Linked DNA regions of Homo sapiens: all the other regions are linked to region 1. Evidence: chromatin contacts called from ENCODE Hi-C data. All regions are on one chromosome and are shown on one strand. The core of a region is the stretch at or near the end of the contact, and the rest is flanking DNA. Distances in the headings are between cores, read along the strand shown.

What was found. A loop is a pair of places that touch in the nucleus more often than their neighbours do. Pooled maps may share reads with other maps.
Region 2: a loop to region 1 is called in a map of CD4-positive, alpha-beta T cell, with 4 times the contacts of the local background. The contact joins the enhancer-like site here to the promoter of LINC01675 in region 1. A Hi-C loop is called at or near these places in 3 of 168 maps with a recorded cell type or tissue (CD4-positive, alpha-beta T cell, CD8-positive, alpha-beta T cell and naive thymus-derived CD4-positive, alpha-beta T cell), 10 of 37 single-sample maps with no recorded cell type and 13 of 50 pooled maps.
Region 3: a map of IMR-90 shows a loop between it and region 1 (10-fold over the local background). The contact joins the promoter of GPA33-AS1 here to the promoter of LINC01675 in region 1. A Hi-C loop is called at or near these places in 6 of 168 maps with a recorded cell type or tissue (Calu3, HCT116, IMR-90 and 2 more), 15 of 37 single-sample maps with no recorded cell type and 20 of 50 pooled maps.

The regions. Positions count from the first base shown.
Region 1 is chr1:166,488,660-166,491,338 of GRCh38, reverse strand. It overlaps LINC01675 (long intergenic non-protein coding RNA 1675), which reads left to right and starts at 1,300. Exons shown (of 3, transcript NR_146890.1): 1 at 1,300-1,478. RefSeq lists an enhancer at 1,128-1,297.
Region 2 is chr1:165,596,728-165,599,406 of GRCh38, reverse strand. It overlaps the pseudogene TRK-CTT13-1. Among named protein-coding and RNA genes, the nearest start is that of LRRC52-AS1, 16 kb to the right of the region's middle. Within about 2 kb of position 1,331, at least 30 of the 41 ENCODE cell types and tissues checked have a DNase peak (open chromatin) inside an H3K27ac peak, as active enhancers do.
Region 3 is chr1:167,051,370-167,054,048 of GRCh38, reverse strand. GPA33-AS1 (GPA33 antisense RNA 1) reads right to left here and starts at 1,364. Exons shown (of 6, transcript XR_922249.3): 1 at 1,283-1,364. It overlaps GPA33 (glycoprotein A33), which reads left to right. Exons shown (of 7, transcript NM_005814.3): 7 at 1-1,213.

The sequences.
Region 1 (2,679 bases), core at 51-2,550:
TTTGACCTCCATTGTTTTCTGATCAACTCACCTCCCAATTTCTCTGCTCCTGTTTTAGCTAAACTCCTTGAAATAACTGCTGGTGCTCATAGTTGTCTCTAATTCTCTCCTTCTCTCACCATTGTATTCAGTAGGCTTTTGTTCTCCCTTCTCCACATAAATGACTCTTGTCAAGAGCATCAAGAACATCCTCACTGCTAAGTCTACACCCAGATCCCAGCCATCCTCTTTTTTTTTTTTCCTATCAGCAATGTTTGTCTCACACCATTGGTAAATGGCTCCCCTTGGCGTACTTTCTTTGCGCACTTCCAGGACACCACATTTTCCTGACTCTCTTACCTCCTTGTCTGTTTGTTCTCACTCTCCTTGGTTCTGCATTTCCCAGTCTCTAAATGTTGGAGAGCCCCACTGCTAAGCCCTTTGGCCTTCTTCTCACCCCTTGGTGATAGTAACCAGTCTTAAACCAGGCTTTAAGATCTTTCCTATGCTGACGACATCTACACTAATAACTCTCGTCCAGTTCTCTGCCATGTATATGGATTTATATACTAGACCTTTAAATGTGTTATTTCAAACTTAACAGTCAAAACGGAGCTCCTGATCTTCCCTCCCAAGGGAGGAACTGTCTCCAGTCTCAATTCCTAACAGCTGCTCAGGCCAAAGCCTTGGAATTATCCTTAATTCCTGTTTCTCTCATATCTCACATCCAGTCTATCGGCAAATCTTCCCAGCTGTTCCACAAATATGCGGCATCTGACCACTTCTCAACCCCCACTGCCACCACCCTGCCCAAGCCCCATCTTCTCTCTCCTGAATTAGCACAACAGTCTCATTACTGGGCCTATTGCTTTCACCCTTTGTGAGGGACTAAGTGGCTAAGTTGGCTGGACTTCCTGGGCCAATAGGAACTTCCCTAAGGGGACTTTCCCCTAAGCCAAAATGAGTCACAGCTGCAAGCTAAGGGATTGAAACCTCAACCAATCATATAGGGAGTTTAAGCTCTAGCTGCAGCCTGATGTTTTTAACCAATCAGGCCCGTCAACCCACAAGCGGATTGAAAATAAGCTAGTTATGTAGGACAGAAAAAGGAAAAGACGAGGGGTCATAAGGGGACATAAGCATAAGACAGAAGCAAAAAAACGGCAGCCCTTCCAGGTCCCCTTCCACCACGTGGAAGCTTTACTTTTGCTTTCATTTTACTTTCGCTTTTGCTCTAATAAATCTTGCCACCGCACCCTCTTTGGGTCCGCGGGTTTCTCTAATCTAGCTGTAACACTCGCCACTGCGGCCCACGGCTTCATTCCTGGAAGCCCGTGAGACCAGGAACCCTTCGATCGAGAAAAGACCTTCCATTGGGAGAAGACTTCTCGTCTTATTTCCACCTATAATCTCTTCAAAACATAGCAGTCAGAGTTACCTGCTGAACTCATAAGTCACTCATCTGCTCAAAGCCTCCCAGTGGCTTCTCATCTCACAGAGTAAGTCAGGCTGCTTACAGTGGCCCACGAGGAGCTTCACAGTTTAACTGGCTCTCTAGCTCTCTCTTGCTCTCTCTCTCTCTCTCTCTCAATGACCTCACCCTTCACTTCTTCCCCTTGCACACACTGAACATGCCACACCTCAGACATGCCAGGCACACTCCTGACTCAGGGCTTTTGCCCTTGCTTTTCCCTGGACCTAGGCATCCTTCCCCTAAATAGTGCCAATGCACCCTCTCTACCTTCAAGTCTTTGCTCTTTCTCAAATGCCACTTTCCAAGTCCCTTTCTGGCCCCCTGCTCTTCCTCTTTCTTATTACGCCCTTTTCTTTCCCATGTCACAATCTCTTCTAACTATATAATTGTCTATTTTACTTTATATAAACCTCTTTCGCCAGAATCTGTAAGCTCCAGAAACATAAGGGCTTTTGTTGGTTTTGTGTATTTCCCTATTCCTAGATCCTAGAACAGGGCCTGGCACATGATATAGGCTCAATAAATATTAGTGGTATAGATGAAATTATTAATTCTATGGACCTTCATCCTTCATTGAGAAACAGTGGTTACAGGGAGGGAAGGGGGAAAGAATTGGCTTAAGACCTAAATGATTTACATTTACTCCCTTCAAATGTAAACAACTGCTGACCATATGAATATTCTTGGACAAATCTCTTTATCTCTCTGGGCTTCAGTTCTCTTATGTGTATAAATAATGGGTTAAACTAAGTAGTCTCCATAAACATTCTTACTTTAGTATTCTTTAATTCTCTAAACCTCTTGTCCCTGCACTGTCTCTGGGATTTACTCTCTATCTCTCTCCCTTTTAAATGTTCTTTATCCATTCATCAATTCTATAAGCAATAATTGAGCATATTCAATGGGCCAATCCCTGGTCTGAGCCCTGAGGATATACGGTTGAATAAAATAAGAATTTCCACGGGGGAGAAGGTAAGTGAAGAAAGGCAGCTCATATACTTCAACAAGGTGGTCACTGTTGTCCTATGGAGGCCAGAGCCTTGAGTGTATGTTGGGTGCCGGTGGGAGATGGTGGGGAAGTTGGAAGAGGATGGGGCTGGGCTTCACTCATGGCTGCATAATGCACAGGAAATCCAGAAGCTGACCCTCTATAATAAAGAAGGCTATTGATTTTAGCAGTTTTCTGGTATCAGAGTTCTGGTTTTGTGGCTGTAGTATTTGTAGTA
Region 2 (2,679 bases), core at 82-2,581, 890 kb after region 1:
CGAAGAACTGACCACAGTCTATGACTCCTGAAGGTTTCTGAAGAATGTAGCATACATGCTCTGAGTGTTGATTGGATGCAGATTCTTTGCTGGTCATTCAGGCTTCCTTCTATCCTTTCTCTCCTGGGCCTATGAGTTAAATCAGCCATAAGACTGACAAACACGCAGCTTGGATTTTCAGGGACAGGACTAATTTAAACCAGCCACTTTCTCCACAAGTTCAATAGCTTTTTTTTCCATCTTGTATCCTGATAATGGACCAGAAAATACAGTCCTTTTATCCATGAAACAAAAGCTTGCAGAATTTTCATTTCCTTCTATTTTCACCTCCATTGGTTCAGCTGTTGTCTTTCTTCTTTCAAACTTTTCAATTATTTCTTTTTTCTTTCCTCTCTGTTATCTTTCATTATTCTCGTATTTTCCCCCTGAAACTCTAGTCCTTGCTAGGTCTCACTAGTGTGCAGAATGGGATTGGCAGAATACCAATCACCTCACCTCACCTTCCCTCCTCCCCTCTTCTCCTCTCCCTTGATTTCCCCTCCCCTCCCACTCCCTCCTTTCTTTCCTTCCTTCTGACGGTATTCTCTTCCCCAGAAGCAGCATTTTCTTCTTCCACTCAGAACCTTACTTCACCAACATGCCCACGCCTTCCCTGAACCTACAAAATTAGTGAGTTTCTCATGAGACCTGCTGCAACTGTCCCCACCCAGGGCTGTCATTACTATTATTGGGTTGTTTTGTTTTTCGATCTCAGGAGCAAACTCTGGAGTCGAGATCCAGTCACCTCCTTCAGCACACGACGGCAGGGTACCCGCAGGGTGTGATCTCAGACACGCAGGGGAGGGCTCCGTGGGCCCCTCGCATATCCCAGCACTCTCACTTCCTGGGATTTCTCTGAAACCATCCTTTTGGCCCCACAGGAACACTCGACTTAAAAGTCTCGGCTCCTCCCTTAACTGGAAAATTGAGCTTTAGTCACTAACATCCATTTCACACGCCAGGGGAAATACAGCCCCCTTCTCCGTCCTGTTTCTGCACCCTAACCCCGCCCTCCCAGGCAAGCTGACCACTCAGCTCGGGCGTGGCAGAGCCTGATTGGTGGATCACAGAAAGCGCGCTAGAGAGGGCGGAACTCATTGGGCAGACTCTCCGCGCTTGGGAAGTGCAGTCGCTCACGCAGGGACTTTGACTGCTGCTCTGGGCGGCCTGTTGCCACAGCAACCGTTGAAGCTCTGGGCTGCTGAGGTCGCCTGGCAGCGCGCTGAGCCCCACGCAGGTCCCGGGCGTGCCAGGGACACAAACCCCAGTTCCTTCAGAAAGCCTTCCAGATCGACGAGGAGAGATGGTATATCCCCGATGGCTCCGCCTCGGCTAGCCGGGGGAAGCCCTTTTATTCGTCATCCCCAAAGCATTCTTATTATTCACCCTTAAAGTAAAAATCCACTTGCTTTTGACCGGGGCACAAGAAATACTTTTATTTTATGAGTCAGTGTAATTGTTTAAAATAAGTAAGCTCTGAAAAGGTCGGCAATCAGCCTTTCTGTCACTTCCCTACTTTTGGCCTTTTATATGAAAAACAAAAACAAAAACAAAACAAAACAAAAACAAACAAAAAACCTTTCCTGATGTTTTTTTATATACTTGCTAGACATTTACATTTTGTTATTTGGGTGCTTACAGTGTGTTTCCGCCCACGTAGAGAGATTACACCACGAATCCCTTCCACCTTCTGAGGAAGTAGGTGCAGTTTACCTACTTTCCATTTTCAGATATGTTAAAAGAAGCAGAAAGAGTAAAGGAATATGTCGAAGTTACTCCCGGTGGGATTGGGGCTGGCCGTTGTAAGGGACATTCCCACCATCTCATTTCGAACCACCTTGGTTTACAGAGAAGAGACCTGGTTTTCTGTCAGAAGGTGGAGGGTACTGCTGGAGGAAGTGGGTAATAAGCAGACAAAAAGGGAAAGTGGGAGAATGTACCCGGCATTCTTGGGTATCCTCAGTGTAAAAATATTTTCCTTTCCCGAGTCGTTTTTATTTTATTTTTATGTATGCATGTATGTACACATTTTAGCAAATAGTCAAAAAGCATCTGGAACTAAGTAGATCAATAAGCTGGTTGGTGCCATTTTCTTTTCTTTTCTTTCTTTCTTTCTTTTTTTGAGACAAGGTCTCACTCTGTCACCCAGGCCGGAGTGCAGTGGCGCTCTCAGCTCACTGCAGCCTCCACCTCCTAGGCTCAAGTGATCCTCCCACCTCAGCCTCCCAAGTAGCTGGGACTACAGGCATGCGCCACCACACCTGGCTCATATTAGTATTTTTTTGTGGAGACGGGGTTTTGCCATGTTGGCCAGGCTGGTCTCGAATTCCTGAGTTCAAGTGATCTGCCCATCTCGGCCTCCCAAAATGCTGGGAAACACAGCGCCCAACGTAGGGCTCAAACCCATGACCCTGAGATTAAGAGTCTTATGCTCTACCAACTGATCTAGCTAGACACCCCGTTTTGGAATTTAAAAAGAAAAAGAAAAAAATATGACTGTTAAAGAATGTACTGGTTTTCTTATGTAACTTGGAAAGTGATTCCAAAGAGGAATTCCATGAACGTTCTGATCAGTGTGGCAGCGTCACTTGGAATTAGATATGTAGCTATAGGGAGTCCTTTGAAAGACAATGCTCATTT
Region 3 (2,679 bases), core at 115-2,614, 560 kb before region 1:
GTAGTTGGCAGGAGCTCCTGGAAGCACAGCGCTGAGCATGGGGCGCTCCCACTCAGAACTCTCCAGGGAGGCGATGCCAGCCTTGGGGGGTGGGGGCTGTCCTGCTCACCTGTGTGCCCAGCACCTGGAGGGGCACCAGGTGGAGGGTTTGCACTCCACACATCTTTCTTGAATGAATGAAAGAATAAGTGAGTATGCTTGGGCCCTGCATTGGCCTGGCCTCCAGCTCCCACTCCCTTTCCAACCTCACTTCCCGTAGCTGCCAGTATGTTCCAAACCCTCCTGGGAAGGCCACCTCCCACTCCTGCTGCACAGGCCCTGGGGAGCTTTTGCCCACACACTTTCCATCTCTGCCTGTCAATATCGTACCTGTCCCTCCAGGCCCATCTCAAATCACAAGGATTTCTCTAACCCTATCCTAATTGTCCACATACGTGGAAACAATCCTGTTACTCTGTCCCACGTCCAATCATGGGCCACAAGGCACAGTCTTCTGAGCGAGTGCTCTCACTGTATTAGAGCGCCAGCTCCTTGGGGCAGGGCCTGGGCCTCATGGCTTTTGCTTTCCCTGAAGCCCTAGTAGCTGGCGCCCATCCTAGTGGGCACTTAAGCTTAATTGGGGAAACTGCTTTGATTGGTTGTGCCTTCCCTTCTCTGGTCTCCTTGAGATGATCGTAGACACAGGGATGATTCCCACCCAAACCCACGTATTCATTCAGTGAGTTAAACACGAATTGATTTAAAGTGAACACACACAAGGGAGCTTGCTTGCAGATGGTCTGAGTTCTTGTGTCCTGGTAATTCCTCTCCAGGCCAGAATAATTGGCATGTCTCCTCAACCCACATGGGGTTCCTGGTTGTTCCTGCATCCCGATACCTCAGCCCTGGCCCTGCCCAGCCCATTTGGGCTCTGGTTTTCTGGTGGGGCTGTCCTGCTGCCCTCCCACAGCCTCCTTCTGTTTGTCGAGCATTTCTTCTACTCTTGAGAGCTCAGGCAGCGTTAGGGCTGCTTAGGTCTCATGGACCAGTGGCTGGTCTCACCCAACTGCAGTTTACTATTGCTATCTTTTCTGGATGATCAGAAAAATAATTCCATAAATCTATTGTCTACTTGCGATTTTTTAAAAAATGTATATTTTTATATATATTGTTAAATCCTTTGCTTCATTCCAAATGCTTTCAGTAATAATAAAATTGTGGGTGGAAATTCTTATTTCTTTTTTAATGTGGATTTTGTTTGCAGTAAGATAAAGCTTGGGTCTCATGGATCATCTCTACTCACCATAGCACTCTTCTGCTTCCTAGGGGAGGTGAGACAAGGTAACAGATTTGAGAATCCTGGGGTCCCTCTGCTTGTGGCCGCAGTAGGGTCAGGCAGTGCCTCTAGTGGTTGCTGGGAATAGGACAGATTCCTGCCTGCTGGTGGAGGTATATTCCAGGAGTCTGCAGTGTCAGGACACCAGGAGGCCTGGGTGTCGGTCCACGTGCTTGAAGGAAGATGGTGGAGATGCTCTAGCCAGTTCTGCTTCCTATGATGCCCCTTCTGAGAAAGGGGCGGGGCAGTCCTCTTGTTCTGTCACAGAGAACTGTGACGCTTCCTCCTCCAAGGCAACTTCGCTCCGCTGTGGGCTCTTGGCTTTGACATGGACTCTCCTGCGAGATATTCAAGGTCTGTTCTTCAGTGTCCTTTCCTGTGCTCCCTCCTGTCCGAGCACTTGTCACACAGTACTGTGTGCCTATTATACCTGTGTACAGGTCTGTCTCTGCCTCACCCTGTATGATTTGTAAGGATAGGAACTGTAGCTTCTTTATGGCCTGGCATGTGTTGACCCTTGACAAAGGTTTGTTAAATGAATAACATTTGGTATCACAGTATCTTGCCCAAGGACATCTCCTAGCTCTCTAGATACTCTGAGGTGCCTTCCAGTCCTCACGGTGCAAGGTTCCACAAGCATGTTCTTGAGGGAGCCACGGAAGCAGAGGCGGCCACCTTCCCCCAGGTTTGACTTGACTTCTCTCTGCCCCTCAAAGGACTCTGAAGGTTCACCTGCCTTAGCTCCAGGCTTAGGGAAGAAAAGGAGGGAAATCGAGACCCACTGCATTAATTCAACAACAAATATTTTGTGAGCATCTACTACGTGCCAAGCAGTGTGCTGTTTGCAGAGTATATAAAAGTCACTAAGAAACTGTTATTCAGGAGGAGCTAAAATCTAATGGCGGTCACAGACATAGAAACATAATTACATGAGCAAGAGAAGGGGCTACAGGACACAGGAGGGCCTGAGTAACTCAGCCTAAGGGAGTTCAGGAAAGCTTCAGAGAGGAGGTTGCATTTGGGCTGCATCTTGAAGAAGAATGAGGAGTTTTACAAGTGGAAAAGGGCTGGTGCTGACATTTCTTCTGTCCTCCAATGCATGTTTCTATTACTTGGGTGTCAAATCATATTATCACTCAGTAAGACTACAGTTTCCTGCTGAATTTATTTCGGTCCACAGACTCTGGGAATTGGACTGTTGTAGGTTCTTATACAATCAAAATTAGCCCAGCAATGCAGTCTCCTTAGAATGTTAGGCATCCCTTCCCAAATTATGGTTTCCAGCTGCTGGTTCAAAGACTTTATGGTGTTTTAGAAGAGAGACAAATGCTACCCATTAATTGAGGGAAGATTGTGTACTATAA